2 separate regions of the Homo sapiens genome follow, and region 2 is linked to region 1. Evidence: chromatin loops called from intact Hi-C (ENCODE). Cell type or tissue: adrenal gland. All regions are shown on one strand. Each heading gives the region's core, and the rest is flanking DNA. Links, peaks and the distances in the headings are about the cores only.

Evidence for each region. Hi-C counts contacts between places; a loop is a spot of excess contacts. Peaks named below come from ENCODE experiments on the same cell type or tissue, not always from the same donor. Only the 100,000 strongest peaks of a DNase experiment are listed, where the experiment ranks them.
Region 2: a loop joins it to region 1, with 2.4 times the contacts of the local background. A loop is called at or near these places in 9 of 110 quality-filtered maps.

What each region holds. Positions count from the first base shown.
Region 1 is chr20:50,197,154-50,213,758 of GRCh38, forward strand. No RefSeq gene overlaps it. Among named protein-coding and RNA genes, the nearest start is that of CEBPB-AS1, 13 kb to the left of the region's middle. RefSeq lists enhancers at 785-1,302, 1,303-1,818. In adrenal gland, for the core only: no CTCF peak of the experiment used is centred there; no DNase peak of the experiment used is centred there.
Region 2 is chr20:50,347,841-50,364,445 of GRCh38, forward strand. It overlaps LOC105372657 (a long non-coding RNA gene), which reads left to right and starts at 2,858. Exons shown (of 3, transcript XR_936837.3): 1 at 2,858-3,170; 2 at 16,505-16,605. RefSeq lists an enhancer at 2,615-2,664 and a silencer at 7,485-7,697. In adrenal gland, for the core only: no CTCF peak of the experiment used is centred there; no DNase peak of the experiment used is centred there; H3K27ac peaks cover 1,357 bases.

The DNA.
Region 1 (16,605 bases), core at 3,330-11,329:
CCAGAGTGGGCTGGGGAAGCCAGGGGCTTTCTGGGCTGGTGGTGTTAGCCCCTCCCAGGTGTCTTCCGAGACAGAAAGGAAAGAGTTCCATTTTACAGAGAGGAGACCCGAGGCTCTGAGAGGGGACAGTTCCTGTCCCAAGAGCAGCAAGGTTGGGATTTGAATCCAGGCCTGCCTGAGCCCCAAGCTCAGCCACTTTTCTGTCTGGTTGACTGCTCTGGGGAAGAGACACGGGAAGAACACAATTAGACACCTCTGAGGGGTAGGATGCTTGAGCAAAAGAGCTCTGGGCCTTGTCCCTTGGTTGCAGAGTGACCTTGGTTGAGGCACTTAGCCTTGCTGAACCTGGGCTTCCTCACCTGTGAGCACGGAGTACAGATATCACCCAGTGTCGAGCAAGCACCCATTGTGAGCCCAAGATGGTCCCTGACCCCCGGAGCTGTCATTGTGGTAGAGGAGACAATGTGTGGCTAGCAGATTGGCAAGCCCATTGCAGATTGTGATAAAGGCCCTGAAGAAAATAAGGTGGGGGAAGTGGAGGAGGGTGATTGGGGGGGAACGCGTAGGGAGCCTTCCAGGCTGGGGGAACAGCACACGCAAGGGCCCCGAGGCAGGGCCCAGCTCCGTGTGAGGAGAAGAGCCTGGAGCCAGCATGGCTGGAGCAGAGGCAGCAAGGGGAGGAGTGGGGAAGAAGAGGACAGGGGTGGGGCAGGGTGGGGGCACAGGGCTCCTCATGCAGGGGTGGAGTAGGGGAGGGGAGGATGGGGGCACAGGGTTCCTCATGCAGGGGTGGAGCGGGGGAGGGGAGGATAGGGGCACAGGGTTCCTCATGCAGGGGTGGAATGGGGGAGGGGAGGATGGGGGCACAGGGTTCCTCATGCATGGGTGGAGTGGGGGAGGGAAGGATGGGGGGGCACAGGGTTCCTCATGCAGGGGTGGAGTGGGGGAGGGAAGAATATGGGGGCACAGGGCTCCGCATGCAGGGGTGGAGTGGGGGAGGGGAGGATGGGGGCACAGGGTTCCTCATGCATGGGTGGAATGGGGGAGGGAAGGATGGGGAGGGCACAGTGTTCCTCATGCAGGGCTGGAGTGGGGGAGGGGAGGATGGAGAAAGCGGGGAGGGGTAGGCCACATCTTTCATGCAGGGTGTTGGAGGCTGGGCGGGCTGTGAGGTGGCTTTGAGGATGAGAGAGTGGGTGTCCCTGCCAGGTGTGGCACCCAGAAAGGCCTTGACAAGCCTGTGGAGGGAATGAAATAGGCTCCTGGGCCTTCGGGATGAGGTAAAGTGCAGTCGGTGAAGGGCACAGGGAGGCCTGCCCGGGCCCAGGAGACCTCGTAGGCGAGGAGCCTGTGACCCAGGGCCTGGAGCCACGGGGAGCAGTTCATCGGGCAGGAATGAGGGGAGGGCTCACCAGGAGGGGCGCTGGAGGAGCCAGGGCCGGGAGCCAAGAGAGGGAGAGTTCTTTGGGTAGCCCTGACTGCAGGGGAGAGGGCACCAACCCTTGTGGGGAGAGAGGCAAGGCTGGAGAGGGAGGGGTCTTCAGGGTGGGATTGGTGAGGGACTGGGGACAGGCAGGAGACAGGACCTCTGCGGGGGTGTTTGCTTTTTATTTGATTTCCCAAGTAATGCATGATTGTGATGGGAGGATCAGAGACTGCAGAGTATAAATAAAAGAAGGAAATAAAGAGCACTACTCAGAAATAAACCCATTAACACTTGCTGTGTGGCCTTGGGCAAGTTACTTCACCTCTCTGTGCCTCCATTTTCTTGTTTATTAAGTGGAATAATTAATAGTACCTGCCTCATAAGGTTGTTGTGAAGCTTAAGTGAGATAACACAACAAATTTAAAGCAGTGCCACACACAGTAGGTATTAGCTGTCATCATTATTCATATCATCATTACCATTTTGGTGGGTTAGGAGCTTAGATGCTAGAATTGGAATGCTGGTGTTCTGAATTCAACATTTTCTTTTTTTTTTTTCCCCCTTGAGACGAAGTCTTGCTCTGTCATCCAGGCTGGAGTGCAGTTGCGTGATCTCAGCTCACCGCAATATCCGCCTCCTGGGTTCAAGCAATTCTCCTGCCTCAACCTCCTAAGTAGCTGGGATTACAGGTGCCCGCCACCACACCCGGCTAATTTTTGTATTTTTGGTAGAGATTGGGTTTCACCATGTTGTCCAGGCTGGTCTCGAACTGACCTCGTGATCTGCCCGCCTCAGCCTCCCAAAGCGCTGGGATTATAGGCGTGAGCCACCGCGCCTGGCCCAAATCCACCATTTTCTAGCTCTGTAGTTTGAGGCAAGTGAATGCATCTTGCTGGACCTCAGTTCCCCCATCTGTAATAAGAAGATCATAAAATTCCTCACAGTGTTTTGCAAAGATTTGACAGGTTAACTCACACAGGGTAAGTTGTTAACTTCCAGAATTTTCATTCCATGTGTATTTTTCCTCATTGTGGCTAAAGTGGCCGATCCAATACTCATTCCTCTCCCTCTTTCTTACCAATGAGATCCTTCTATTTTGGGGGGGCAAGTACCCTACTAAGAGACTACAGTTTCCAGCTTCTCTTGCAGCTAGGGATGACCAGTGAGATTAAATAGAAGCTGTAGGTGGGACTTCTGGGAAAGCTCTTTAAAGGGGGTTGACTCGGCTGTGAGGCACATTCCCTTTTGTGTTCCTTCTCTGCCACCTCCCAGCCCCTGCTTCTTTCTACTTCCTGCCTGGAACTCAGATGTGATGGCCAGAGCTCCAGGGGCCATCCTGAATCATGAGGCAAACTCTGAAGCATGGAAGCCACATGCTGAGGATGGTGAATCCGAAAGACAAAAGGCACTGGGGTTCTTGATGGTGGTAGAACAGCCGCACCAGTCTTTACCTGCTTTGCTCTGGGCTTGTTTACATGAGAGAAAGAAATCTCTGCTTACTGAGGTCTCTGTCGTTTGGGCTTCCTGTTACTGGCAGCTGAGTCTATTTCTAACTGATATATTTGCCAGAACGGAATCAACCTGTGTGAGCTCTTTCACGACCTGCATTTTTTCATCATGCACCAGTGCTTCCTTGTTACGGACACTATTGCACATGAGCACAGAAATGCACGCTTTGCTTAGGAAAAAGAATTTCCATCAGATGTGGTGGAAGGATTTCTTTTTATTCATTTTAATTACAGAAGTAATGCACAAAGACCTCCTGTCATGAAAATATCCTGCCTGTCCTCAAGTGTCTCTCTCTCATGACTCTGAAATTTCAGTGTGCCTCAGCCCAGGCTTGAACCAAGCCCTTGAAATGGACAGAAATTTCTCTGCTGACCTCAGTGAGCTCCGCATTTTGTAGCCCTAGCCTGCATATGTGATCCACTAAGGGACTCCTCCGTTTGGAAACAGAGATGGTCAGGTCCTGCTGCAGCTCACAGAGCCTGTTGGCAGCTGCGCTGGGACCAGATGCCCCATGCCACCCTGAATAACCCTTCTGACCCATGCTGCCCGCCACCACCTGCTCCACTGAGGCCTTGGCCTGCCAGGGCTGGGAGGCACCTTTGCCAGCCTTCCTGGGGCCAGCCCAGCTGAGATCTCTGGGAGGTGAGTCTGGAGGCCAGGGAGCCGGGCCGGGTGAACTTTTATTTTTATAGCTGTCATCAGATCCCTGCCCTAGCCCTGGAGCCCTGGCAGGGACAGGGGTGGCCAAGGAGGAGGAAGACTCCTCAGAGAGGCTGGTGGGTGGGAGTCAGCAGGCTGTGGAGGAGAGAGAACTGGGGTGGGGGTCAGGGCAGCCTGGGGCACCTGACTCCAGCCAGGCCTCAGTCCTCTCATGCCACATGGCACCAGTCATCAAGCTCGCCTGGCTGACCCTCTTGTGGGGTGGTGAGGGACAAAGGGACAACAGGGACCCTTTCCTGCTTTTATTCTTGCAGGTCAGATGCAGAGCTAATTATGCTTTCCAGTTCTTAGGACACGATTGTCATCAGTCCTTGCAAAGCCTGCATTGCGCTTTAGTCTATTTTCCCGTGCATCACATTTTTTTCTCTTTCTTTCTTAGTGAAATATACACACACAGCAATGTGCACATAACACAGATATACAGCTCTGTGAATTTTCCTGGTGTTGACCCACCAGTGTCCAGATCAAGAAGAGATCATTCCAGCACCCCTGAAGCCTTTTGTGTCCCTTCTAGCCACCCCTCTTCCACACCTAAGGGTAATCATTATTCTGATTTCTAACAGCAAACATTAATTTTGCCTGTTTCTATGCTTTTATAGAAATGAAATCACACAATAGATGCTGTTTATGTCTGGCTTCTTTTATTAAGTATTGTAACTAACATTCATTCAAGTTGTTGTGTGTATCAGTATTTATGCCTTTTTATTACTGAGCAAAATGACATTACATGGACACACCACAATGGATTTACCCATTCGATCCCTCATGGACATTCAGGTTGTTACCAGTTTTGAGCTCTTTAGAATTGGGCTGAGATGAATATTTGAGGGATCATGTCTTTTTTTTTTTTTTTTTTTTTTCTTGAGACAGACTTGTGCTGTCTCCCAGGCTGGAGTGCAGTGGTGCAATATTGGCTCACTGCAGCCTCTGTCTCCCAGGTTCAAGTGATTCTCGTGCTCAGCCTCCCGAGTAGCTGGGATTACAGGTGCCCACCACCACACCTGGCTAATTTTTTGTAATTTTAGTAGAGATGGGCTTCCACCATGTTTGCCAGGCTGGTCTCGAACTCCTGACTTCAGGTGATCCACTCGCCTTGGCCTTTCAAACTGCTGGGATTACAGGCGTGAGCCACCGCACCCAGCGAGGGGACATGTCTTTTGATGAACATATTCACATATTTCACTTAGAAGTGGCTTGCTAAGCCATCAGAAATCTAAAAATATATGTTTTAATTCCTGTTAATGGTATTGAAACTTAGCTCTCATTCTGTTTTTTACTTTTTTACTGTGTATTTTTAAAAAACTTTTTAGTTTGAGAAACGTCTCAAATTGGTTCTCTTGAATTATTTGAGAATAAATTGCTGACCTGTTGCCCTATCACCCCTTAATGTTTTGATACATAGTTTCTACAAACCAGGGCATTTTCCTAGATAGCTACAATATAACCATCATAATCAGGAAATTAACAGGATACACCATGACTGTCTACCAAGACCCATTCAGGTTTCACCAGTTGCCCTGATAACATCCAGTAAGGGAATCCAGTTTGGGATCATACTTTGTGTTTATTTTTAATTTTATTTTATTTTGAGACAGGGTCTCACTCTGTCACCCAGGCTGGAGTACAGTGGTGTGATCATAGCTCACTGCAGCCCCAACTACCTGGGCTCAAGCGATCCTCCCACTTCAGCCTCCTGAGTAGCTAGAACTACAGGCATGTGCCACCCTGCCTGGCAAATTTTTGTATTTTTTGTAGACACAGGGTTTCACTATGTTGCCCAGGCTGGTCTGGAACTCCTGGGCTCAAGCAATTCTCCCACCCTGGCCTCCCAGAGTGTTGGGATTACAGGCATGAGCCACCGCGCCCGGCCACATGTTTTGTTTAGTTCCACATCTCTCTAGTTGCCTTGAAGGTAGAACAGTTCCTTAGTCTTTCCTTGACCTTCATGACCTTGACACTTTTGAGGATACAGGGCAGCTGTTGTACAGCATTACAGCATGTCTTTCCCTGTGGGTTTGTCTGATGCTTCATTGTGGTGAGATTCAGGTTCTGCAGCTCTGGCAGAAAAATCAAAGAAGCGATGTTATGTTCTTCTCCTCGTCCCATTGCTGATGGTGCACTCTTTGATGACTTGATTGAGGAGATAGCTGCCAGACTTCGCATCTGTAGGGTTACTTTCCCCGCTCTTTGTAGTTAATCAGCATTTGAGAGGAGGCACGCTGAAACTGTGTGAATTTCTTGAATGTCATCAGACTTTCAATTATTCATTTATTTCTGTCAGTATAGATTCATAGTTTTCTATTTTATTCAGTGGGTTGTGGTATATCATCATCATTGTTAACTTATTTATATGCTTAAATTGTCCCAGATTTGGCTCCTGGGAGCCACTTTTAACTAGCTTCTGTGTCACCATCATTCTTTGAGCATTTTCTTACTTTCTGGCACAGTGAGGTACTATAAGCTCATCTGGTATTTTTTCTGCCCCCAGCTCTGGAATCAGCCACTTCTCCCAGGAGCCCTGGTTCCTTTTAGTAGAGAATGGAATTTAGAAGCCAAAATCTCAGGACAAAGTGCTCATTGCTGTTGGGGTGTCTCCACTGCCTGACTCTCTCAGTGGACAGAGTTAAGGACTGTATATATGTATATATAGAGACACATATTTACAGCTGTGTTATTTCTGTATCTAACTATTATCTGTCTATCATCTATCATCTATTTAGAAAAATGAGTGTACACTGATAACTGCAGTTCCCATTCAGCATCACAGAGTTTATTCTAATTTTCTCTTTCCATATTTGAAACTCTCTTTTCCATCAGTGAGAAAATAGGCTTCCATTATTCTTAATATATTTGTTTATTTGACCCATCCCCTATATGTAACCAGTTTGCTGTCACTGTCCCCCCACCTCTGTTCCATGATTGGTCACCCTCCTTACCCTGTTCAGTCTCTGGCCCCACACTATGCCACCCTTCTTATGGATGGCCTCAGATCAACTTCACCATGGCCTCTATACATTTTTCCTTTCAATTTGAATACATAATATGTGCTCATTGTTCAAAATTCAAAAGGTGTGAATGGATTTGCAATGAAAAGTCTGTCTCCCTCCCACTCCTGCCCCCACATTCCCAGATCCCTCTCCCAGAGGTTACTGAAGTTTCCAGCAGCTTTTTCTTATTTCAAATGGTCTATGTGAGTGCACCCAAACACACACACACACACACACGATATTTATGCACACTGTAGCACATTTTTTACACTGACCTGTGCTTTGCTTTTCTCACTCAACAATGTATCTTGGAGCTTGTTCATATCAGTACTATAGAGCTGCCACATTCCTTTTAATGGTTGTATAATATTCCATTGGATGGATGTACCATAATTATTTAACCAGTCTCTTTCTGATGGACATTTAGATTGTTTCCAGTCTTTTTCTATTTCACACAATGCTGCAACAGACAATTCTATCCAATAGGTCACATTTTACATGAGTGCAGCATATATTCCTGGAAGAATAGGCTTGAGAGATGCCTCCAGGTTGCTCTGTGTCCCTCTGATTCATTACTTTTTATGCTGATGCATAACATTCCTCTGTATGTATCTGCCACATTTTAAGGAACCACTGCCCTTGTGGTGGACAATGATTTTGCCTCTAAGTCCCCACAGCCATAAACACTGTTCTGACAAGCATTGTTGAATGTACCTCTGTCACAGGGCAGGTTGTGTGGATACTGAAATGGAGTTTGGAGTGCAAGATGTTTGTGGGGGTCAACACCTGAGAAATGGAGGGGGTGCAAGAAGGACTGGGCAGATGAAGTCATCCAGCAGCGATGCAGGCCTGCAGAGCCCTGAGCAGTCTTGGGAGCACCGGAGAGGAACTTGCTTGTTGGGTGCCCTGTGTTGGGCAAAATGGCCAGACCTTTACACCCTGCCTTGGTCTGTCTGGCTTTCGGGCTGCCCTGGGAAGGATGGCTGGGGCGAGATGGCTCTCTGCAGCTGGGACAGCTGTTGGTGGCTGGAGTTCATCACCTCATCATACTCCCTGCAGCTGGTTCTCCCCTGAAGGAGACCTAGGTGGTACATCTTTGTGTTTATCAGCCCCCTAATGGTCTTCTCAGAGTGCCTCTGGTGTATTTACCCAGGAGCGGGATTGCAGAGTCTTAATGTCACTAATAGGGCCAGATATCCCTGGTCTCAGCCACCCCACAAGGATCAGAGATCTGCATTTTTGAGGTAGTGAGATTGTGATCATGGAATGAACTGAGGCTGACTCTCTAAGGCCCCCTGCCCTATGCCGGGCCGTTCCTCCTCATCGTCCCTCGTTCCTTCGTGATCTCCCTATAGGGCTCATGAGTTGGATGGATGTGAGTCTAAATCTCAGCTTTGTCACTTAGATGTTTGACCTGGAGTTAGTGACCTCTTCTTCCTGAGCCTCAGTTTCCTCATCTATGCAATAGGTCTTGTCACATCCTTGACTTTTGTGCATTGTGGGTCTTGGTGAAAAGTAAGCCCTCAGTACATGACAGACCATATATCAGGAACACAGCATCACTTCTGCTGTATCCCTGCAAATATATATCAGACACGGAGACCGAATCTAATCACGGGAAACATCCGAGAGATCTGAAGTGAGGAGCACTTTGGGAGGCCAAGGTGGGTGGATCACAAGGATAAGAGATAGAGACCTGGCCAACATGGTGAAACCATCTCTACTAAAAATACAAAAATTAGCCAGGCATGGTGGCCTGCACCTATAGTCCCAGCTACTTGGGAGGCTGAGGCAGGAGAATTGCTTGAACCCGGGAGGCGGAGGTTGCAGTGAGCTGAGCCTAGATTGCACCACAGCACTCCAGCCTGGCAACAGAGCGAGATTCCGTCTCAAAAAAAAAAAAAAAAAAAAAAATAGCTGGCCTGCATCCTCGAACATGTCAAGGTCATGTGGGTCAAGGAGAGACTGAGAAAGGAACTGTTTCAGGCCAAAAGAGCCTATATACAACTAAAGGAAGCTACATGCGTGCGATCTTGGGACATGATAGGGTCCCCATCACATTAGGGCCCCAGGTCTTTGTGTTTCTAAGGCTGGAGCTCGAGCTACCTCAGGCTCAGGATGGGGGACACTTCCCCTTAAGCAATGAGAAGGAGAGAGGCTGACTTGGAGAGAACAGGGAGTCAGGGAGCTTGGGCTGGATTGTTATTCCCCAAGAAGAGTTGCAACTGGACTTTCGCTTCAGTAATGTTTAAAAGAAAAATGCTAATCTAGATAGGGACTGCCATTCATTCATTCATTCATTCATTTATATTCCTCTTAACAACTTGTGACTTTGGGCATGTGGCTTAACTTCTCGGTTCCTCAGTTTCCTGTTTACAAAATAATGATGGTAATAATAGTACCTATCTCACAAGATGTGGAGAGGATTAATGGAGATGATAGGTGCAAAGTGCTTAGAATACTGCCTGGCATATAGTAAATGCTCAATAAATATCAATTATCATCACAAGGAATTTACTCCACAATTCATTTACTGAGAATGTGCAACATGCCAGAGTTAGTTGTCACTCTCCACCTGGAACTAGAACCACGGAAAACCTTAGATCCCATAAAACCAGAGCCTAGCAAAGATGACAGGATCTTAGTGTGTCACTACCCTGCCCATCAGTCTGGCTGCCAATGATGGTTTAAGATCCCACGCCCCCTACAATTTGAGCCCAAGGCCTCCTCCTGACAGCCATGTGAATGCCCCACGCCTCAGTTCCCCAGATGTTGTGACAGCCTCAAACACTCTCCAACGGCACTGATTTGAACCCTTGTAAACGCAGAAAAAAACAAGTCTTAGGCGGCAAAACCCCATTTGTGCAATGTGGACTCCCTTCCTCAAGTCCTGGGTGATGCTGAAGGGTCTGAATCTGCCTTTTCTTTCCCGCCTGTTGGGCCCTGGTAGAAAGTAGCAGCTGGGCCAGGGTTGGTGGCTCACGCCTGTAATCCCAGCACTTTGAGAGGCCAAGGCAGGTGGATCACTGGAGGTCAGGAGTTTGAGACCAGACTGGCCAACATGGCAAAACCCCGTCTCTACTAAAAATACAAAAATTAGCTGGGTGTGGAGGCACGCACCTGTAATCCCAGCTACTTGGGAGGCTGAGGCAGGAGAATGGGTTGAACCCAGGAGGCGGAGGTCGCATGAGCCGAGATCACGCCACTGCACTCCAGCCTGGGTGACAGAGCAAGACTCTGTCCCAAAAAAAGAAAAGAAACTTCAGGATATCCTTCAGCTATATTGTTTATATTTTTCCCCACTTTGTCTTTTCCCCCATTTGTATTTTTTTCTTTTGCCTGAATTATTTGAGAGGCAGCTGTAGACATGACATCACTTTATCCCCAAACCCTCCAGGCATGAGCCACCATGCCCAGCCCATGCACACTATAGATTAATGTTAAAAGCATTATGCTGAGGGAAAGAAGCCAGACACAAAAGACGACTTTCTGTGTGATTCCTCTGATATGAAGTTCAAGAACAGGTAAGATGAATCTAGAAGGCACAAAAGTGGTTCCTTCTGTGGGGTAGAGGAGTCATTGCCTGCAGTGGGACATGAGGAAGACTTCTGGGATCTGCAAAATTCCTATGTTTTACCCCAGGTGGTAGTTCCATGAATTTATCCATATATAAGAATTCAGGCCAGGCATAGTGGCTCACACCTGTAACCCCAGCACTTTGGGAGGCCGAGGTGGGAGGATCACTTGAGCCCAGGAGTTCCAGACCAGCCTGGGCAATGTAGGGAGACACAGTCTCTACAAAAAATAAATAATATTAGCTAGATATGGTGGTATACACCTGTAGTCCCAGTTACTCAGGAGGCTGAGGTGGGAGGATCGCTTGAACCCAGGAAGTCAAGGCTGTAGTGAGCCATGGTTGTGGCACTGCACTCCAGCCTGAGTGACAGAGCAAGACCCTGTCTCAACAACAACAACAACAACAACAACAACAAAGAAGAGTTCATTGAGCTGTCTGTTTATGCGCTTTACTGTACATATGTTAAACGCCAGCATCAAAGTAGAAACCTAAAATCAATGAACTCATGCTGCACATTGAACATAGGAGAGTCAGGTGGGCAGGGAGTAGGGATTGGGGTGAAAGGGAATAAATGAATACAACTAGAGGGCAGCCTGTGTGGGCAATCATGATAACATGTTGCGAATTGAGGCATCAGATAACGTCACCCTGCACACCTGAGGTTCAAAAAGAAAAGCCAAAAAAGACCCAGGAGCTCAGAGGGGGAGTGTACCTTGTCTGAGGTCACACAGCTGGTGGGTGGCAGAGGCAGGATTTGAACCTGGGTCTGAGGAACCCCAGAGTGTGCTCCTTACCCAGTGCTCTGGCCTGGACTCTCCGGGCTGGACAGCTCTGCTGTGCTCCCAGAGGTCCCTAGGGTCTGGCAGGGGATGGCGAAATGACTGCTTGGCAAAGACCATTGCAGCTCAGAGCTCACAGCTCCAAGTCGGGAGGGGAGTCAGTGGAGCAAAGGGTGGCTCCCATCCCTGGAGCCTTCCCTCCCTGGCCTAGGGTGGCTCTGCCACCCTCCGTCCACCTCCCGCCGGCCTTTGCCTTCCTTCCTGGGCCAGCGTGTGGACTCTGGAGCCCTGCAGGGTTGGGTGTGAATCCCAGTTCTTCTTCTTTCTGGCTCTGCAACCTGGGGTGAGTGGCCTACTTTGTACCTCCGTTTCCACTTTCAGAGCCTGCCTATGACAGCATTTACTTAATAGCATTGGTGAGCAGAGTCGAGGAGTCAAAAGTGTGCAGAACTCAACACCATGCCGGCATGTGCTAATTGTCCAATAATGGCAGCTGCTATTGCTGTTGTTGATGTTATTGCTCCTTGGGAGAGGGGAGCCCCTGTTGCTCTAAGGCCTTACAAACACCAACATGTGAAAACAGCTGGCATGGAATGGAAAGTTCTAGAGAAAGGAGCTTTCTGACTGCCTGAAGGTTATCAGAAAACTTTCTATGCTGGTTTTTGTGAAAGCTCTTGGTAAGCTAGGGTAGAACCAGGGTGGCTTCATGGGAGTACCATCTAGGCAATTCCACAGAGCCCCTTGTTTGGAAGGGCCCCCACTTGGTTTACAGGTCTGCTGTTGTCATCTTGAAATTCTCTCTCTCTTCTTTTTTTTAGATAGAGTCTTGCTCTGTTGTCCAGGCTGGAGTGCAGTGGTGTGATCATGACTCACTGCAGCCTCAACCTCCCAAGCTCAAGTGATCCTCCCGCCTCAGCCTCCTGATTATCTGGGATTACATGCACATGCCACCATGCCCGGGTAATTTTTATTTATTTTTATTTTTATTTTTTGAGACAGAGTCTCACTCTGTTGCCCGGGCTGGAGTGCAGTGGCGCCATCTCTGCTCACTGCAACCTCTGCCTCCTGGGCTCAAGCGATTCTCTTGCCTCCTGAATAGCTGGGATTTCAGACACCCATCACCACGCCTGGCTAATTTTATACATATATATATATATATATATATATATATATATATATATATATATATTTTTTTTTTTTTTTTTTTTTTGTTTTTTTTTGAGACAGAGTCTCACTCTGTCACCAGGCTGGAGTGCAGTGGCAAGATCTCGGCTCACTGCAAACTCCACCTCCCAGGTTCTAAGTGATTCTCCTGCCTCAGCCTCCTGAGTAGCTGGGACTACAGGTGAGTGCCACCATGCCCAGCTAATTTTTGTATTTTTAGTAGAGACAGGGTTTCACCGTATTGGCCAGGATGGTCTTGATCTCTTGACCTTATGATCCACCCGCCTTGTCCTCCCAAAGTGCTGGGATTACAGGCGTGAGCCACCATGCCTGGCCAATTTTTATATCTTTAGTATAGATGGGGTTTCACCATGTTGGCCAGGCTGCGTCTTGAACTCCTGACGTCAAATAATCTGCCCACCTCGGCCTCCCAGAGTGTTGGGTTACAGGCATGAGCCACTGTGCGCAGCAATTTTTATTTTTATTTATTTATTTATTTTGAGACGGAGTTTTGTTCTTGCCCAGGCTGGAGTGCAATGGCACGGTCTTGGCTCACTGCAACCTCCGCCTCCTGGGTTCAAGTGATTCTCCTGTCTTAGCCTCCCAAGTAGCTGGGATTACAGGCGCCTGCCACCACGCCTGGCTAATTTTTTATACTTTTAGTAGAGACGGGGTTTCACCATGTTGGCCAGGCTGACCTCGAACTCCTGACCTCAGGCAGTCCGCCCGCCTCAGCTTCCCAAAGCTCAGGGGTTGGAGGCATGAGCCACTGCCCCCAGCCCTGGTAATTTTTAAAATTTTATTTTTTGTAGATATTGGAGTAGGGAGGAGTCTCTCTATGTTGCTCTGGTTGGTCTTAAACTCTTGGGCTCAAACAACCCTCCTGCCTTACTCTCCCACAGTGTTGGTATTACAAGCATGAGCTGCCGCACCTGGCCTTGAAATTCTTAATGATTTGTGAACGAGGGCCCTGCATCTTGATGTGGCCAGTCCTGGCTGTACTGTGGCATCCGGCATGGTCACCTAGTACTTTCACCTGAGTTGTCTCCTGAGTGCTCAGGAACACTCTTTGAGGGCAGTTGTCCTCATCGTTAACCTCACTGACCTCAGTTTCCTTACCTGGGAAACGGGAGGAAGTGCATTGTGCCAGGCCACAGAGAAACAATGGGTGAACCTTGGTCTTCTGGCCCTCAGATTCTATCAGTGGGAAACTTGGGCAAGTAAGGGCTAGGCATGCCTACGTGTGTGCCCCTGGAGCACAGAGGAGGTTCTCAGTAGCTACAACTTGCTCTTTGATTCCCTGGCTGGCCTCTCTTTTTGCCCTAAATTTTTTTTATTAAAAAAATTTTTTAAGACACAAGGAGACAGGGCATTAGAGGAAAGAGCTAATACATCCAACCCAGGTGATGGGTTGATGGGTGCAGCAAACCACCATGGCACATGTTTACCTATGTAACAAACCTGCACATCCTGCTCATGTACCCCGGAACTTAATAAATAAATAAATAAATAAATAAAGAGACTGAGTCTTGCTATGTTGCCCAGGCTGGAGTACAGTGGCACAATCATAGCTCTTTGCAGCCTCAAACCCCTGGGCTCAAGTGATCCTCCTGCTTGATCCCAAAGTGCTGGGATTATAGGCGTGAACCACCGTGGCTGGCTGTCTTTTTGCCTTTTTACTAAGAAATTTTGATTTAAATTGATAATAGTAATACAGGTATCCATTCTCTTAACACATGATAACATTTCCAATCAAGCTGAAGTCAGTTCTGGACCATCTGGCCAGGGCTGGCTCCTTTTCACTCTGTCAGCGTGGTTTTATAATTTTGGGGTTTGAACTTCCAGATCTTTGTGTATGCATTTCTTTCATCTCTGTGTGAATGTGGCTTTTCCTTCCTTCCTTTCTTTCTGTTATATCTTTTAAAATGTGAACTTTTACAGAAGTCTAAGCAGGGTACAGAAGATACATTTTTACCACCTGAACACACCAGTGTGAGCAGCACTTGGATAAAAAAGCAGAACTTTTTTTTTTTTTTTGAGACAGGGTCTCACTCTGTCACTGTAGACTGGAGTGCAGTGGCGAGATCTCGGCTCACCACAACCTCTGTCTCGCAGGCTCAAGCGATTCTCCTGCCTCAGCCCCCTGAGTAGCTGGGATTACAGGTGTGCACCACTACTGCCCGGCTAATTTTTGTATTTTTAGTAGAGACAGGGTTTCACCATGTTGGCCAGGCTGGTCTTGAACTCCTAACTTCAGATGATCCACCTGCCTTGGCCTCCCAAAGTGCTGGTATTACAGGTGTGAACTACCACACCTGGCCTGAAACAGAACAAACATTTTTAATCACTGAAAAATGTTTCTGTCTAGGACAACTGCTCTCCTGACTTCTAACAGATTACATTGTTTTGCCTGTTCTACAACTTCATATCAATGGAATCATTCAGAGTATTTGCTTTTGTGTCTGGCTTCTTTTGCTCAGTTAAACTTTTAAAGTTCCTCTATGCAGTACTGTACAGCTTCATTCTCACTACTGTGTTGTGTTCCACTGTCCACTGTGTGACTATACCATAGTCCAGTCTACTGTTGGTAGACAGTTGGGTTATTTCAAGGTTTTGGTTGTTGTGAATAAAGCTGCCATGGACATTCTTCTTTGTGTCTTTTTTCTTTTTCTTTTTTTTATTTTATTTTACGAGTTGGGATCCTGCTTTGTTGCCAAGGCTGGAGTGCATTGGTGCTATCACAGCTCACTGCAGCCTTGAACTCCTGGGCTCAAGTGATCCTCTCATCTCAGCCTCCCGAGTAGCTGGGATCATGGCTATGAGCCACTGCACCCAGCTCTTGTTTGTGTCATTTGGTGGATGCCAGCTCTTGTTTCTATCAAGTTTATACCCGAGGCATCATCACTGGACACATCATTCACGTGTGTTGAGTTTCTGCATATTTCCAAACAGTTTCCAAAGCATTTCGCTACTGCTGTCCTCCATATTTCTGGCCCATCTCGCTCCTTTTTTTTTTTTTTTTTTTTTTTTCAGATGGAGTCTTACTCTGTTGCTCAGGCTGGAGTGAGGTGGCACCATCTCAGCTCACTGCAACCTCCGCCTCCTGGGTTCAAGCGATTCTCCTGCCTCAGCCTTCTGAGTACCTGGGACTACAGGTGTGTGTCACCACACCCGGCTAATTTTTTTGTTGTTGTATTTTTAGAAGAGATGGGGTTTTGCCAGGTATCCGGGCTGGTCTCGAACTCCTGACTTCAAGTGATCTGCCTGCCTCAGCCTCCCAAAGTGCTGGGATTACAGGCGTAAGCCACCATGCCTGGCCCCATCCCTTGATTCTGAGTACACCTGGAGAGGTCAGTCTTTTTAATATGAGCTATTTGGCCATGTGTGTAGTAATATCTCATTGTGGTTTCATTTGCATTTCCGGATGATCGTTCTTTTTAATGCCTTGGCGACCTCACACCAGCCATCTCAATGGGACTTGTTCCTGTCCTTCCGTGATGTTCTTGAGAGCCGTCCACATGGTGCGTTTGCCAGTTTCCTCCTTTGGAAGGTGGCAAGGTCTTCCCACTTGATAAGGACGTCTCCTGTGACTTTGCCTCTGCCCCATATTTCTAGTCCATCTCTTTCCTTGACTCTGAGACCTTTCTGTAAGCGGGGACTCCATGATGTTCACACACTTGGTGCCCGGTAAATAAACAGCTAGTAAATGGACTGACGGAAGCAAAGGGGAAGAAAAACAAAAAAAACCCTCCTCCCCCAAACCCCAATTTGGTTAATTGAGGGGTTCCACTGGGGTGATTTTTGGTCAATTGGAGTTTGCTTGTGAAACCGGTAAGAGCATGGACAATCAACCATAAGGTAGCAACACGCACTGAGCCCAGCACTTTCCAGAGAATTATCACACTGTGGATGTCACAAGGATGTTGGGAGGGTCTAGCTGGCCGGTGGGATCAGCTACCCCTCAGGCCTCCGATATTTTCCTGAGGTTCCACAACCGGGAAGTGGCTGGGTAAGGTTCCTAGACCCAGGGCCTCTGATCCTACTTGCCACGATGTTTCCATCTTGTTCTGTGCTGTGTCTGCAACTCACAGCCTGGCACACAAAAGACTCTCAAAGATGTGCTCCAGGAATGACTTTGATGAGCACACACCACACACCAGGTGCTGTGCTAAGCCCGGGGATACAGAAGAGAATAAGGCGGCCCCAAGCCCCACCTTCATGGCGGGTCCATTATTGGGGTGGGGGATACAGGTGGTCCGATGATGAGTGCTAGGGAGGAAAATAAAGAAGGGGAGGGAGAGGAGAGTGTGTGTGTGTTTGTGTGTGTGCATGCAAGAGGGAGAGAATCAGAGAGAGAGTGCGTGAGTGTGAGGAAGAGAAGGATGTTTCACTTAACCACAGAGGTCAGGGAATGCCTGGCTGAGGGAAGGTGCTATTGGGTGG
Region 2 (16,605 bases), core at 2,885-10,884, 150 kb after region 1:
CTCACTACCCGCTAGATGCCAGTAGCACCTCCTTCCCTGAGTTGTGACAGCCACACATATCTCCAGACGTTGCCAAACATTCCTTGCAGGGCAAAATCACCCCCTGGTTGAGAATATCTGCTGTAAGCAAAGTGTGTCTCACAGGACCTGGCACATAGCAAGTGCTCAATAAATATCAGCAAAGATGGTTCGGTGACGATGATGCTAAAGATGATCACTGAGGAAATTTGGGGCCTCAGTGAGATCCAGATTTGGCTGACTTAAGTGGGAAGGAAATTTATTAGAGGAACATGAGTGAGCTTACAGAATTTATGAGAAAGCGGAAGAGTCAGTTCAAAACAACCCAGAAACGGAGGCAGTTCAGTAGGTCCCGACAGCAAGAAGCAGATATGCTGATAGCGGCAATGAGCTATTCCCGTTTCAGCCATCCCCCCACTTCCTCCTTCCTAACAGAACCTATTTTGCTCATTTTGCACAAGAAATCCCTGCCCCCACCCCTCCCATGGGCTCCAGGAAGATGGGCCTCAGCCAAGCCTCAGGGGACTGATTCCCGTTGCTCTAAGTCAGCCACAGTGTCCCCCACCCCAACAAGGCCAGTGATTGATTTAGGCTGGACATGGAATGTGATTTTAGCCAATGAGATGTGTTGAGAAATTTGTTAGAGGCTTCTGGGAAAGGTTTCCTTGCTCTTCGAGATAGAGGTTTATTTCACTTTGTATAATCCAGGTTTTCTTCTTTTTGAAGGCTGAATAATGTTCTGTGGTTTTTTTTTTTTTTTTTTTTTTTTTTTTTTTGAGACAGTTTCGCTCTTGTTGCCCAGGCTGGAGTGCAATGGCGCGATCTTGGCTCACTGCAACCTCTACCTCCCGGGTTCAAGCAGGCCCCATATGTGTGGCCTGTGCAGAAAGAGACTGGCAGCCTGGAGGGGTGAGACCTGGGTGGAAATGAAGAATTCAACCAAAGCAAGTAAAGAAACTGCCAGAAGCTTGAGCCCCCGAGAAGCTCCCGATGTCTGGGGGTAATCCCAGGATCTCCATCTTTTTTTTTTTTTGAGACGGAGTTTCGCTCTTGTTGCCCAGGCTAGAGTGCAATGGCACGATCTCGGCTCACTGCAACCTCTGCCTCCCGGGTTCAAGCAATTCTCATGTCTCAGCCTCCTGAGTAGCTGGGACTACAGGCGTCTGCCACCACACCCAGCTAATTTTTGTATTTTTAGTGGAGACGAGGTTTCACCGTGTTGGACAGGCTGGTCTCAAACTCCTGACCTCAAATGATCCACCGGCCTCAGCCTCCCAAAGTGCTGGGATTACAGGCGTGAGCCACCACACCCGGCCGGATCTCCATCTTTTAAAAAACATGACTTTCTTCTCTGGGCAGGTGGGAGGCTGAGGGACACCTCAGCGTTAAGCCAAAAACAGCCGAGGCAGCATTCATGCCTCCTCCTTCCAAAGGCCCCCATGTCTCCAGGGGTTGGGAGCCTCCAGCTCTAGGCTGCGGGGATCCCCTCTGCCATTCAGGCCCAGCCCCTCTACACTGGGCCCTGAGCATGTACCTGGCTCCCCCAGTGTACCCGAGGGCCTTGCTGTCACCGGATGGATTGAGCAACTCAACCGAGTGTGCATTTTCCAGCTCAGGCTAACCACCATTCAGTCACTTCCCCTCACGTTCATAGACCAGTTGGTTCCTTGTCATTTCTCAGGGGACACCATGACCCTTCTTGTGAACTCTCCATGATGCAGGCGAGAATCTGAGTCACCCAGAGCTAGCAACCTGATTCACCTTTGTCCCCCAAACCCCTGGCCTGGCTCTCAGATGAAAACAAATAATAATAATAATAATGAATATAGCCACTAATTCCTACAGTGTCCTGAGAGCTTTACAGGTACCTGCACTGACTTTCAGGTAGGTACATGCTTGTCCCCATTTCCTAGATGAGGAGACTGAGTCCCAGAGAAGGTGAGTAACTTGCTTATAAGGGAAGAAGGAGTCGTGATCTGAAGCTAAGCAATAGGGTGGATACATTCAAGCATGTTTGGTTAGACATTTAGCAAAACACCTTTGCTGAAAAAAAAGTTTTGAAAAAAAGTTATGAAAAAAAAAGATTGGAAACTCTATTTTTAAATGTATCACCAGCTTGGGAGGCCAAGGTGGGCGGATCACCTGAGGTCAGGAATTCGAGACCAGCCTGGCCAACATGGTGAAACCCCGTCTCTACTAAAAATACAAAAAAAAAAAAAAAAAATTAGCCAGGCGTGGTGGCAGACACCTGTAATCCCAGTTACTCCAGAGGCTGAAGCAGGAGAATCACTTGTACCCAGGAGATGGAGGTTGCGGTGAGCTGAGATCACACCATTGCACTCCAGCCTGGGCAAGAAGAGTGAAACTCCGTCTCAAAAAAATAAAAATAAAAATAAATAAATGTATCACCAGCTCCATCCATTCATCAGACACATGTTTCCATAGTAGATACCTTGTGCCTGGAAGGTTCTTCTTACGAGGGACATGGGAGTGAACAAACAGGTAAGGTCCCCTCCCCCCTGGAACTTGTAGTCCAGTGAACACAATCAATCCATTTAGGACTTGAACATTTGAAATTGAGACTTCCCTGTACCTATAATTATCAGAACTGTATGAGATCCTGAGGTGGAAAGATGGTGACTTCTGTGGGCTTTTTTGCTCAAACACAATTCTTTAAGAAAGAGACCTGCATCTCGGGCTGCCCACCGCAGTGTGAGGATGTGAGAAAGACCCAGGGACCTCACAGACCATGTGATGTCACAGAAGGCACAGGACTGCCAGGTGCAGTGGGTCACACTGTAATCCCAGCACTTTGGGAGGCAAACATGGGGGTGTCGCTTGAGGTCAGGAGTTCAAGACCAGCCTGAGCAACACAGCAAGACTCTGTCTCTGCAAAAAACCAAAAACCAAAACCACAGGGCGGGGAGGTCAGACCAGCTGCCTGGAATCCCAGCCCAGACCCTCACCAGCATGTGACCCAGGACGGGCCACGTGCTGTCTCCTCAGGAAGCCTCAATTTTCTCATCTGGAGACAGGGACAATGAATCCCTTCCAGGATCACTGTGAAAAGACAGGTTGAGCATCTCTAATTCGCAAATCTGAAATCCGAAATGCTCCCAAATCTGAAACTTTCTGAGTGCGGACCTGATGCCGTAAGTGAAAGCCCGCGGTTTTCTGTTGTCGCTGTTGTTTCACGGCTGAGCCCCCTATCTGCTGATATCGCTGTTCTGCTTGGTCGCCCTGAACTCCTTATTTTCCCACTGTATTAATGCTATGTCATACTTTTTACCATGGAGTACTTATGTGTGAGTAAGTGTGAGACAATGATTGCTTATTGATAGCATATAAATTCAGAGTCAGGAATAAGGGTGATGCCAAACAACCACAGATTGTCCACGTGGGTAACTGAGATAGGTGTGGGACGCCTTTCTTTCTGTTGGTGCGATGCACACAAAATTTGTTTCATGCACAAAATTATTAAAAATTATGTACAATTGCATTCAGGCTGTGTGTATAAGGTTTGTATGAAACATAAGTAAAGGTCATGTTCAGATTTGGGTCCCATCCCTAAGATATCTCATTGTGTATATGCAAATATTCCAAAATTTGGAAAATATAAAAATCCAAAAGACTTCTGGTCCTAAGCATTTTGGATAAGGGATCCCTTAGACGGTACCCTGTGTCAATGTGGGATATACTATGTAGGAAAATGTATTCGTGGTTCAACCCCCAGTCGGCCTGAGGGAAAGTCGATTCCAGAAAGGCCAAGTGATGAAAGTTCTTCATCTTTGTGGACCTCATCTGGGCTCAAACACATATTACAGACCTCAGTGTCAAAGGAGCCCTGAAGTCCCTTCAACAAGGGTTGGCTGGGTGAGGACTGTGGCGGCCTGGAGGGTAGCTGCGACTCAGCCTCCACGGGGAACGCATCCCAGTCATGCCAAAAAGCCATCTTCCTCAAGAGAAGCCAGAGATCCAGATTTTGATAGAAACTCTCCCAATTTTTAGGCCAGGCGCAGTGGCTCACACCTGCCAGCACTTTCGGAGGCTAAGGCGGGCAGATCACCTGCGGTCAGGAGTTCAAGACCAGCCTAGCCAACACGGTGAAACCCTGTCTCTACTAAAAATACAAAAAAAAAAAAAAAAATTAGCCAGGTGTGGTGGCCTGTGATCCCAGCTATTCGGGAGGCTGAGGCAGGGGAATCCCTTGAATCCAGGAGGCAGAGGTTGCAGTGAGCTGAGATCATGCCACTGCACTCCTGCCTGGACAACAGAGAGAGACTGAGTCTCAAAAAAATAAAAATAAAAAAATAAGAAACTGTCCCAGTTTTTAAACGTTTGCCACTAATGACGGCAAAGCATTGGCCTGCCACCTTGCACCTTCTGGGATGGCAAATGATCAAAAACACAGACACTAGCAAATGTTGGTGGGGGTGTGAGCAGCTAGAACTCTCATATCTTGCTGGCGGGATTGTAAAGAGGTACAGCCGATTTGGAAAACAGTCCAGCAGTTCCCCAAAAGTGTAGATTGAGTTACCACATGACCCAGACATTCCACTTCTAGGTATATACCCAAGAGATACAGAAGTATATGTCTGCGCAAAAACTTACACACAAATGTTCACAGCAGCACAATTCATTACAGCTGCACAGTGAAAACAGCTCCAATGGCCATCACTGGATGAATGGGTGAACCCCATGTGGTGGGTCCATACAATGGGATATTAGTTGGCAATAAAAATAATGAACGACAAACTCATGCTACAGTGTGAATGAACCTCGAAAACGTGGTGCTGAGTGAAAGAAGCCAGACACAAAAGGCCACATAGGGCACGATTCCATTCCTAGGAAATGCCCAGAAGTGGCAGATCTGTAGAAACAGCAAGTAGATTGGTGGTTTGGGGAGGCTGGGATGAGGGCATATGGGGAGTAGGCATGGGATACGGGGCGTTTTGGGGAGGTGGTGAAAATGTTCTAAAATTGATTGTGGTGATGGTTGCACAACTCTGTGAATGTACTTAAAACCATTGAATTGTACATTTTTACAGCGCGAATTTTATGGTAGGTGAATTATATTTTGATAGAGCTGTTAAAATACAAAAGTGCTGGCCTAACAGAGCCCCTTGGTGGGTTAGAGTCAACCACTGGCCACGCTTTTTCCATTCCTTGATTCCAGAGGTTATCCTCAGTTATCCGGAAACTTCAGCCACCTGGAACACCGGTTCCTGCGCATGAGGCGGGACTGTCCCAGAAGGCAGAGTTTCCCCATGGGGCCCAGCAGTGACAGAGAAACACCCTGGAATGGGAGGTGAGGGGTGTTGCTGCTGACACTTGCCTTTTTGCTTTTTTGTAAAAATCAGCCATTAAATGTAGGCAGAGAAAGGCTCTGTAGGTAACTTCTAGCCCCAGACAAGAAGGAAGTGGAGTGGGTGAGCTGGTGGGAAAACAGTGGTGGGCAGAGGCCAGGTGAGGCCGTGCAGATCCTGGGTGGCCTGAGAGGAGGTTCAGCAGGACAAGCGCTGACCTGAACGCTGGCTGGTTTTGCCCCTTCGCCCATCAGCCAGTGGCTTAGCAGCTACTGCATGTCAGGCACTGTGCTGGGTGGTGGGAGAATGTCACATGGGAGCGTCTTAGGAACATCCACACAGGGGAAGGAGCTGGAGAGAATCTGGGAAGACCTCTCCGGGGAGGTGACATTTCAGCTGAGACTTGAATGAAGTGACATCCGGGGCAGGGGATCTGCGTGGGGGACAGGAACTGCAAGTGCACAGGCTGTAGCGTGCCTGGCCCCAGAGAAAGAGGCTGCGGAGCTGCAGCCAAGGGGAAGAGGGAGACAGGGTCGGTTAGGAGGTCAGGGAAACCACGAGGGAGGTCCCAGACCAGGCAGGGCCTTGCGGGCTGTTGTGAGGACTTTGACTTTGCTCTAAAAGAGCTGGGAGCCATGCAAAGCTCTGAGCAGAGAGTCCTGACCTGACCTCGGTTCTAATAGTAGCCCTCCAGCCCAAGGGGAGAATGGGTTGGGGTAGGGGCGGAGCAGGGAGGCCAGGTGACTGCGGGAGGCCAGAGGGGAGCAGGGAACAATGGCTGGTCCAGGGTGGTGCAGGATGAGGTGGGAGAAGATAGTCGTTGTTTTCTCTCACTGCACAATGTACCTGCTGTGCAGAGATACAGGGCAGGTGAAACCGGAGATTCCACACATATATTAGACACACACACGCACACACACATACACTCTCATATATGTCCTGTGTAGATATGGATCCTATGCACATATTTCACACACACTCATATATGTCCACATAGATGTAGATTCTATATGTATATTATACACACACATATATATTCTACCTTCATATAGGTTCTACACATATATTACACACATTTATATTTTGCATACATATAGATTTGGCACATATATTAGACACACATTCGATATTCATATAGATTACCTATAGAATACCTACTTATTTGCATTCTATTTGTATGTGTGGATTCGAGACATATTATACACACACATATAGACTGCATACATAGAGATTTGACACATGTACTATACACACACACTCATAGACTCTACATACACATAGATTTGTCACACATATTATAAACCAAGTTGACCCTGAGTTCTGGCAGCCAGGGTCTGTGAACTTGGCTCTTGGAAGGGGCTCAGCTCTGGAGTTAGGGAGTGCAGGATCTGCTGCTTAGAGCTGTGGGATTCAGGCTTTGCTTCTCTGAACCTCATTTTCCTCATCTTTAAAATGGGATGACAATACCTGCCTTGCAGGGTTGTTGGGAAGTCTTGGTGAGATCACCATTTATGCAAAGCAGCTGATCTGCTCGGGAAGACTATTTAATAGCAGTCATCACACTAATAACGAGGTGTGTTTTGGGGCCAAGCAAACCCCACGGAGCACCTTCCTGGAACACAGGTGTGCACCACGCCTACACGCCCTCTCTCCTGCTCAGCCAGAATGGGAAAAGGAGTAGGCCTGGGGCCTCTGTTTGGGAAGGATGGACCAAGAACTCCAATGGAAACCTATGAGTCAGCAACAGGCATAAAACAGTTAATGGGTGCGCCGCTTCAGCTACAGTAATGATGGGGAGATGGAAGCCTAGATAACATCCAGAAGGCAGGTGGATTAGTCAGGGCTGTCTCAGTTGCAAGGAACAAAAATCCAACTAAAACCAGTTTAGGTGAAAGATAATTTATTGGGTCACATAAAAAAATTCCAGGGAGGCTTGCTTCAGGCATAGCTAGATCCAGGTGTTTGAATGATATTGTTTTCCACGTCTCTCTGGAAGACTGAGTTAATCAATATATATGAAGCACCAACTACCACACCTAATGCTCAGTAAATACTAGCTATCATTTTATTACTACAACTGCTGCTGCTACTGCCACTGTGACTACGACTCCCACTGATACTAATATGACCCTATCAGCCCAGCGACCCAGAGGGAAGCTCCAGCACTCTTTCTCAACCATTCCTATCAAAGCCCCCAGACTGGCTCTCATTGGCTGTGACTGGATCATGTGGCCATCTCTCACCCTGCCCCGTGGCCCATGGCCAGGTCCTCAGTCACAACGACATCCTTGAAGCTGGGGGTGGGTCAGCTTTGCTCAAACTCCATGGACTGAGAGTGATAGAGCGAGACTCCTTAATGGAATATCAGAAAGACAGAGAGTGGAGACTGGCCAGGTCCAGCCATCCTTCATGTGGGCCCTGGCGGGGCCATCTCTGCTGCCTGCCTGTCCCCCACATGGAGGTTGGCTGTGCCTGTCCAGTCATCCTCTTACATGCTAGGTAGTCTCCCATCCTTCCCATCACTTGGGAGTCCTGAGGCCTAGAATTTTCCACAATGTTACTTTCATTGCACAAGAGGCCTCTGGAGTTGAACGGACTTAGGTTTGATACTCAGTTTCATTGCTTAGTTAGCTTCACCTCCCTGTGCCTCAGTTTCCCCCATTTGTGAAATGTGGATAATGATTCTCACTTCCTTAATTCAGCAGATATTTTATGGAACACTATTTCTGGTACTTAGTGGCTACCACCTGCTTTAACACTTTCATTTTGACTCGCAACAACCCTGAGAGTTCAATATAACCATCCATTTTTACACATGAGGAAACTGAGGCACAGAGAGGCACAGTCACTTGTCCAAGGTCCCCTACCAAGAAGGAGAGGCAGAGCTGGGATTTGAACCCAGGGGTGATCAAGCTCAATGGCTGTCCATGTCGCCCGTGCTTCACCTGAGGAGGCTGGCGAGGTGTATCCTCTTTCACCTGCCTCAGTTTTCCTCATCTGTGAAACGGCCTCATGGCTTTGGAGCAAACAGAATGACAGATAAAAGGGACAAATGACACAGGGCTCTCCATTTGTTTAACAAGTACTTATTGAGAACCTACTGTGTGCAGGGCACCAAGCCAGGCTGTGGAGAAAACAGAAGCGGGTGACAGGATGGGAGAGGTTCCAGAAGCCGCTAGGAGGAGAAGGCAGTTGAGCTGTGACCTGGGGCAGGTGGATGGGCCTCCCTGGGAAGATCTGGGTGTGGGAAGCGCCTGCCAGGCAGGGGGCACCTCAAGTGCAAAGGCCCTGAGGTGTGGACAGGTGAGAGAAGACCAGGACAAGCCCCGCTGTTGCCGTCGTCTGGAAACCAAGGCACAAAGAGAGGAGGGGACGGAGCCAAGGCCACGCAGCTGGCAGAGGTGGAGCTGGGATGTTAGGGGAGGAACAGAGGTCACGACCTCTGCAAGCTTCATCCCCCACCCCTCACCCCCAGCCAGAATCTTCCAGAGGGGTGGCCTCCCCTTCCTGAGCCACCCCAGCTGTTGCGGAGGCTGCTGCTGTCCTGGTTCCCTTGTTTAATTACAAACAACATTTTTCGCCCTCACTTAATTATGCAACAGACGCCCGTGGATCTGCCACCATCTGGCCCCACTTTCTGGCTTGAGACGACGAGTCGCAGTGACTTCGAGGGCTGAGAGGGGAGCAAGCGGGAGGCACCTCGGCCAGGAGGGCACCGAGCTTGGCATGGCCTCAGCTCTGTGATGTACCTGGCCACATCTCTGAGTCCTCATCTGCAGAATTGGGACAATTGAGGGCTGGCGCAAGGGTCTGTGAGACAAGAGCTGCTTGGCAAAGAGGAGCCCTCAGCCCTAAAGGGGGCCTCGAGGGGCCAGGATGCCATCCCCGGGAGGCAGAGTTAGCCCCTCCTGTGTCTCAAAAGTAGAGTAGAGAGGGTTCAATTCCACCTTCCGGCAAGCTGCGTGGGCAGCAGAGTTCCCATTCCGCAGATGGGAAGAATGAGGCTCCAAGAGGCTCAGGGACTTGCCTGAGGCCCTGGCATCTGAGTGTGGGAGTGGGTTCATGGCTCCAAAGTCCTCCATTTCCACATGAGTGTCTTGCAAACTGCAATTTTTCTTGGGCTGTCAGTTATGAGGGGAACAGCCCTCCCCTGGTTTATCCCCCGGGAGCTTGGTGTGGGGCTCTGTGTGTGGCCCTGCGTCAGCTATGAAGTCCTGGTTGATTTGAAGCCAAAACTGGCCCTTCCAGCTGGGGAGGGGAGCAAGTGTGAATTATTTTCAATGCCCTAATTAATAATAATAGTAATATTCACTGACAATTACTAAATACTGACTATGCACCAGGTACTTTCCATGAATTATCTCATTTTCAAATGATCACCAGCCTTCTGAGGGAGGCGCTGCTGTGCCCACCCCACCGGTGAGGAGCCCAAGGCACTGAACACGGGGTTGCGTAGGTAGGATTCGAACCCAGGCCCTGCAGACAGCAGAGACTGGCGCTGCTGAGAGTCGACTGTGGAACACGGGGCTTTTTCTGGCTCTGTCCTTTTCTGGCCTTTCTTTAAGAGGCAGCACCAGCAGCTGGATTCCACTTTGAGTTGCAGTGTGTCCTGGGGTTGGAACTCTGGGAAAATCCCAACAGCAAGCATCCCGGGCTGCCTCCTGCAGGTGCATGGGTTGAAGACATCTATGCAGAGGCTGGACTTGTCCAGGAAGGGGTGGGAGGCATAGATATCAGGGCCTTCGGCCCCCCAGGAGCCATGAGGTGCAAAGAGATGCCTGCAAGGCCCCTTGCCTAGGCTGCCTCGCCAGCTAGAAGCTTCTGAGCCACTCTCCAGTCCTCTGCTTATCATTCCCATCAAACTCATGAGCTGGGCCTGGCGGACACACCCCCTCAACACCTCACTCCAGCTCCTGGCCTGACCTGGCCCCAGCCTCGCCTCCTCCTCATCTCCCTGCACCGCCCTCACCCCTAGGATCCATTCTCCACACAGGATTAGGGGGAGCCTGCTAGGACCCAAGGCTGACAGTGCCCCTCCCTTGGTGAAACACTTTTGAGGGCTCCCCACTGCTCTTGGACTAACCCCCTAAGTCTTGTTGCAGCCTCCGTGGCCTTGCATGGTGTCTCTCAGTAATCTCTGCACTTGCCGGCCTCCCCTCTGTCTCCAGAACCTACTCAGACAGTTTCCACCTCAGGACCTTTGCATTCTCTGTGCCCTTTGCCTCGACTTCTCTGCCACTGGATCATACAGCCGTATCATCCTAGTCCACACTGTGGCCAGAGCAAGCTTCCTGAACCCTGCATCTCAGCAGGTCCTCTGCTGCCTAAGTCTTCTCTTGGGCTGAACACCCCATCCCCAAATCCAAAGCCCTGGATGGGGCTGAGGCTGCCTGCGCCCCCTCCAGCCTCCTCTCCTGAGCTTCTTTTAGTGCCCCCAAAGGCCTGCCTTTGTGCCAGGGTTTCTCAGCCTCGGGCTGGACCATTCTCCATTGCAGGGCTGTCCTGTGCTCTGAAGGACACTAAGCAGCGTCCAAGGCCTTGGTCCACTGGATGCCAGCAGCACCTTCCCCAGTTGTGAAAACTAACATCTCCAGACCACCAAATGTTCCCGGGGAGAACAAAATCACCGCAGTCGGGACCCCCTGGGCGAGGCTTTTGTCCCTGCTGTGCTCTCTTTTGGGGACACTCCCCACCAGCCCTCTGCACCCACCCTGCTCAGCCCTCTGTGTATTTCACAACCCTTAGATGCCACCTGCGAGGAACCTTCCCAGCCCAGGCAGGTCAGGAGGCTTCTGGGTGCTCCCACAATGCCTTATACTCATCATCGGAGACCTGATGATGCCATCTTGTAATTGTCAGGGGGCATGTTGGCCCACCCCTCACCCCGCCCCTGGGGATGTCAGCTCCACAAGGGCGGGCTCCATGTCTGCTCTGTCCTCCACCGCGTGACACGCACAAGCACCGAGCACAGGGCCTGGCGCGAAGGGGATGCTCAGTTCACATTTCACCATCTCTCCACTTGTCTCTGCCTCTGTCCTCATTCATCACAAACACACCCCAAGTCCACACATGTGTGGGTGCCGCGAGTGCTGACAAGAATCAGACGTGGTTCCTGCCCTCAGCCCACTCACACTAGCGGGCAACACAACACAGTAGGGGAGCCACAGGGGACCTGGCAGCTCCAAAGAGGCATCTGATCCAAACTATGGGGAAGAAGGGAGGGTCAAGATGGGCTTCCTGGGGGAGGTGACGTCTGGATGACTGAAAGGATGAAAAGGAGGATCAGCAAAAATAGTGCCAGGATACGGGGTACCCAACGTAGTGAATGTCCTAAATGCCACTGACTTGTTCACTTTAAAATGTTTAATCGCATGTCACATGAATTTCACCTCAATTATTACAAATAAAAAAATAGTGCAAATAGAGGGACTAGAATGTGTAAATGTCTGGTGGACAGAAACTGAAGGTCATTTCACTGGAGCTGCAGGTCAAAGGAGCAGATATTGGAAGTGGTGATGAGACAGGAGAGCTGGCCAGGGGCCCTGTGGCCACAGAGAGGAGTCTGGGCTTTTTCTTGAGTGAGTGGGAGTCACAGAAGGTCGTAGGCAGAGGAAGGAATGTGGAGAAGAGAGTGGGTGAGGCTGGAAGCAGGAAGAGCAGAGAAGGGGCGATGGCCACAGTCCACGGGTGAGAGGGAGGAGCCTGGCCCAGGGCTTGGCCAGGGAGGTGAGGAGATGTGGTTGGATATAGGAGATATTTAGGGCATAAACCCGACAGTTACGATGGTGTAGATGTGGAAGGTGAGAGGGGAGCATCACGGACAATGTCCGTGTTGCCTCAGTCAGGAACCCATCCAGGACCTGCCCCCATGTCCCCCAAGAGCCTTCTATGCGGGGGCAGGTGCAGGGACCCAGCTCTGTGCTTCCCTCCTCAGGGGCTCTGCCTCCCCCAAGGCTCTGTAAGGGGTGGTCTTGGCACTCCCATGACCTTCTGTGTGACCTCTGGCTAATCTCTTGGCCTCTCTGGGCCTGTTTCTGGGGCATCTTTGTCTACTCTTCCGGGAGGAGTGAGAGGCACTCCGCCCAGGCAGAGGACCTTGAAGAACCTGTCCTGCAGGGTGAGGCCCTCACCCGCCCCTCCTGGGGTACTCAGCAGGTGAGGGGACACCTGGTGCACAGCCTGGGCAAGAGACCCAGCTCCACCACGCCCTGCACGGCTGACTGGCCTCTGCTCACCTGAGGGACGCTGGGGTCCAATCCTCCAATCCCAGGGGCTGTGCCCCCAGGCCCAGCCTGGGATTCTGAGCCTCACACTCTGGCCAGGCCTGGGGGATGAACACCCTCCGTCAGCAGCCTGGGGTCAAGGGCATGAGGGCTGGAGCCAGGGCCTTGGGGCAAATCCCAGCTCTGCCCCTTCCTGCTGAGCTGCCTTACGCAAGTGACTCAACCTCTCTGATGCCCAAAGAAAGAGATCTGTCATGGAGGCTACATCCCACACAAGTGGGGCTTTTCCACACGGGGTGGGTATGAGTCCCGGTTCACACACTGGCACTGTGGAGTTTCTTTGTGTTTTCACAAATGGAACTGATTTTCCATCTTGTGTCGTGGTTATGCCAGGCTGGAGGAGGCTTCATCTGACGGTGATTCCCACCCTCGCCACCACCCCACTCCACTTTTCCTGGGAAGGCTCTGGGTCCCCTGGCCTTTCATGAGGCCAAGGTGTTGGGGATAGGAATGAGGACAGAGGCACTGGTGTTGGGTGTCGTCTTCCCACCAGGCATTGCCTGACACAGGCTGGTCCCCCCCCTGAGGCCCTGCGTGGTTCTGTGCCTGCCCCTTCTCCATTGCCCCTGGTCCTGGGGGTCATTTGGCTGCTTCCTGGCTACTTCAAGGGCTGGTTGGAGGCTGCCTTTCCAGAATCCTGGAAAAGCTGCTTCTACCTGAGGTTCTGGGCCTCACTGGGCTCAGCCCCAGGCTGGGGGCCACCCCTGACACCCCGTCTCTGTACCTATCCTGCGACCCTGGCTCTGATTCTGGGTGGGGGAACCTTGCTCTCTGCAAGACGTGAGTTCTTCCTGCTCTTCTCAACTTTTGAAACTCAAAAGCCAGGAAGCCTCCTGGGATCCCCGTACTTGGTGTCCCCGCCCTTCCCGGAGGCACTGAGTACAGACTTACAGTGGGGAAGGACGGAAGGGAGAAAGGAAGAGAGCAGGGGCCTAGGTGGGTGCAGGGCAGGGAAGAGAGGCCAGTTCTGCAGCCTCCCCAGACAGTGGCCCTCGGGATCCCTTTACATTTTAAAAAACTGCTGAGAACCCCAAGGAGCTCTTCTTGCTTGTGTGGATTCTATCAGTCGATACTCACGTTAGAAATGAAAACTAAGAAATGTATAACATATTTATTTATTCACTCAAATGTAATAATAAATCCATTACATGAACATAACATTTTTTATAATAAATACCTATGCATTTTAAAATGGACAAATTTAATGAGAAAAGTGGCATTTGTTGGATTGTGGATATTTCTGCATCTCTCTGTAACAGCTGGCCTCTGGGGGACAGCGGGTCCTCACACTTGCTTCTGCAGTGGATCTGCTGTGAGACTTTGTTTAGGATGAAGTACCTGAGAAAACCTGGCTTCCAAAGGCACATCGTTGGAAAAAGGGAGGATATTGTCACATTGTGAAATACATGTATATTGAGACGGAGTCTCACTCTGTCGCCCAGGCTGGAGTGCAGTGGCGTAATCTAGGCTCACTGCAGCCTCCGGCTCCTGGGTTCAAGTGATTCTCCTGCCTCAGCCTCCCGAGTAGCTGGGATTACAGACATCTGCTGCCATGCCCGGCTAATTTTGGTATTTTTAGTAGAAATGGAGTTTCACCATGTTGGCCAGGCTGGTCTCTAACTCCCGACCTCAGGTGATTTGCCTGCCTCGGCCTCCCAGAGTGCTGGGATTACACGCATGAGCCACTACACCCAGCCATGAATAGTCTTTAATGCTACACAAAAACTAATCAGTGGTAATGTCTTAAATTCAGATGCAATGTGGAATCTAAACATCTATCAATGAACTTTTCAAACTCTTTACACTCATGTGAGAATGAGAGTAAACAGGGCAAATAATCCTACGAACCCCTTAATGGGTCTTGGGGACCCCTAGGGATCTTCGGACCACACTTTTAGAACTGTTGTGTTCTCTACAATGGACACGAACTCATCATTTTTTATGGCTGCATAGTATTCCATGGTGTATATGTGCCACATTTTCTTAATCCAGTCTATCATTGTTGGACATTTGGGTTGGTTCCAAGTCTTCGCTATTGTGAATAGTGCCGCAATAAACATACGTGTGCATGTGTCTTTATAGCAGCATGATTTATAATCCTTTGGGTATATACCCAGTAATGGGATTGCTGGGTCAAACGGTATTTCTAGGGACATGGATGAAGCTGGAAACCATCATTCTCAGCAAACTATCGCAAGGACAAAAAACCAAACACCGCATGTTCTCACTCATAGGTGGGAATTGAACAGTGAGAACACATGGACACAGGAAGGGGAACATCACACATCAGGCCTGTTGTGAGGTGGGGGGAGTGGGGAGGGATAGCATTTGGAGGTATACCTAATGTTAAATGATGAGTTACTGGGTGCAGCACACCAACATGGCACATGTATACATATGTAACTAACCTGCACGTTGTGCACATGTACCCTAAAACTTAAAGTACAATAATAAAAAAAAAAAAGAACTGTTGTGTTCTCAAAGAGAAGTATCCCAGCAGTCAGAAAGCTGCTGGTTGACCCCCACCAGGGACATACCAGGGTATGATGAAGAATGCAGGTTCAATTCCCATTTCTGCTGCTTCCTGGCTGTGTGTCTCTGGGGAGGTCACTGCTTCTCTAAGTCTCAATGTCTTCATTTCTAAAACGGTGATAAGAAGACCTACCTTACAGGCTTGTGGTCAGGACCCATGAAAAGCAGGATGTGAATGCAAAGCCCTTGCTCATATGTGTTCCTTTCTGCCACAGGGCCTTTGCGCGGGCTGTTCCCTCCATCTGAAACCCCTTCCCTCCCGGTTTTGCCAAGGGAACTCCTTTCCCTTTAGCTCTTGGCTTAAGTGCTTCTTCCTCCAAGAAGCCTTCCCTGACTTCCCTGGAACGTCTGTTAGAAACCCCTAGAGCATGATCAAAGCTTTATATTTTTCAGGGTTATAGGTGATTATCTGTCTCCCACCAATCCCTAAGCCTGGGTTGACTTTTGCCCTCTGCCGTAGGAGCTTGTGTGGAATGAATGCTGTTGAAAGAATATTGGTGATAAAGTGCCATCTTTGCTGATATCTTGGTTTTTCCATCCTTGGAATGAAAAAGCTGGGCTTTGACAAGGGGTCCCTCCCCAACCCCCACCTTCTCTGCCAGCAGCTGGACTGCACCAAGCAGGGGCAGGTGGAGGGGGGCTCATGCTCTGAAGCTGCAGGGGTTCTCTCGGGGGACCCAGCCCTGCCTGAGCCCCCTTTATGTGGGGTACCCCGGAGGCCTCTGGGGTCATGCTCCCCATCTCGCAGCTCTTTCCTTTCTGCACATGGTACCTGCCCTGCCCTAGAGCAATCTCTCAAGCATCCAGGCTGGCAGACGCCCTTCTCCCTCCCCTACTCTCCCTTCAGATGGGCTCAGTCAAGGATTTCTTCTCTGCAACCCCAAGCCGACTGTATCTCTGTGTCCCTGCCATCATGGCACATATCCCATACCCTCATCTTCCCCAACCAGGCAGCACGTTCCTCAAAGGCCAGGATTGTGTCTTCATCATCTTCGTCCCCCTGGGATCAGACAGTGGGCCTGGTGTCCAGTAAGTGTCCAATACATATTTGCTAAAATGACACGAATGCAGGACTCTGGGAGAGGTTCCTCTTATCGAAGGAGGTTGTACAAGTTAGCTTTGGGCTGCAAGGAATAGAAACTCAGCTCACACTGATTTAAAGCATAAAAGGCACTTACTGGCTTGTATTAATGAAAAGCCTAGTAGAAGGGTGAGCTTCAGGGTTGGTTTGATCAGAGCTTCAACTCTTTTCCTCTGCGATTTACCCAGTTCTGCTTCCGTGTGTTGTTTTTGTTTGTTTGTTTGTTTGTTTGTTTCCTCTGGCTGGTTTTCTTCACGGCGTTGAAACAAGCATGACTGTTCCAGGTCTCGTTCTGTCCAGATGAAGATCTCTTCGAGTGGCTACTTGGAATGCACTCCAGAGGCCCCTGACATTGATTCTTCTCTAGACTCAAACTAACCTAGTT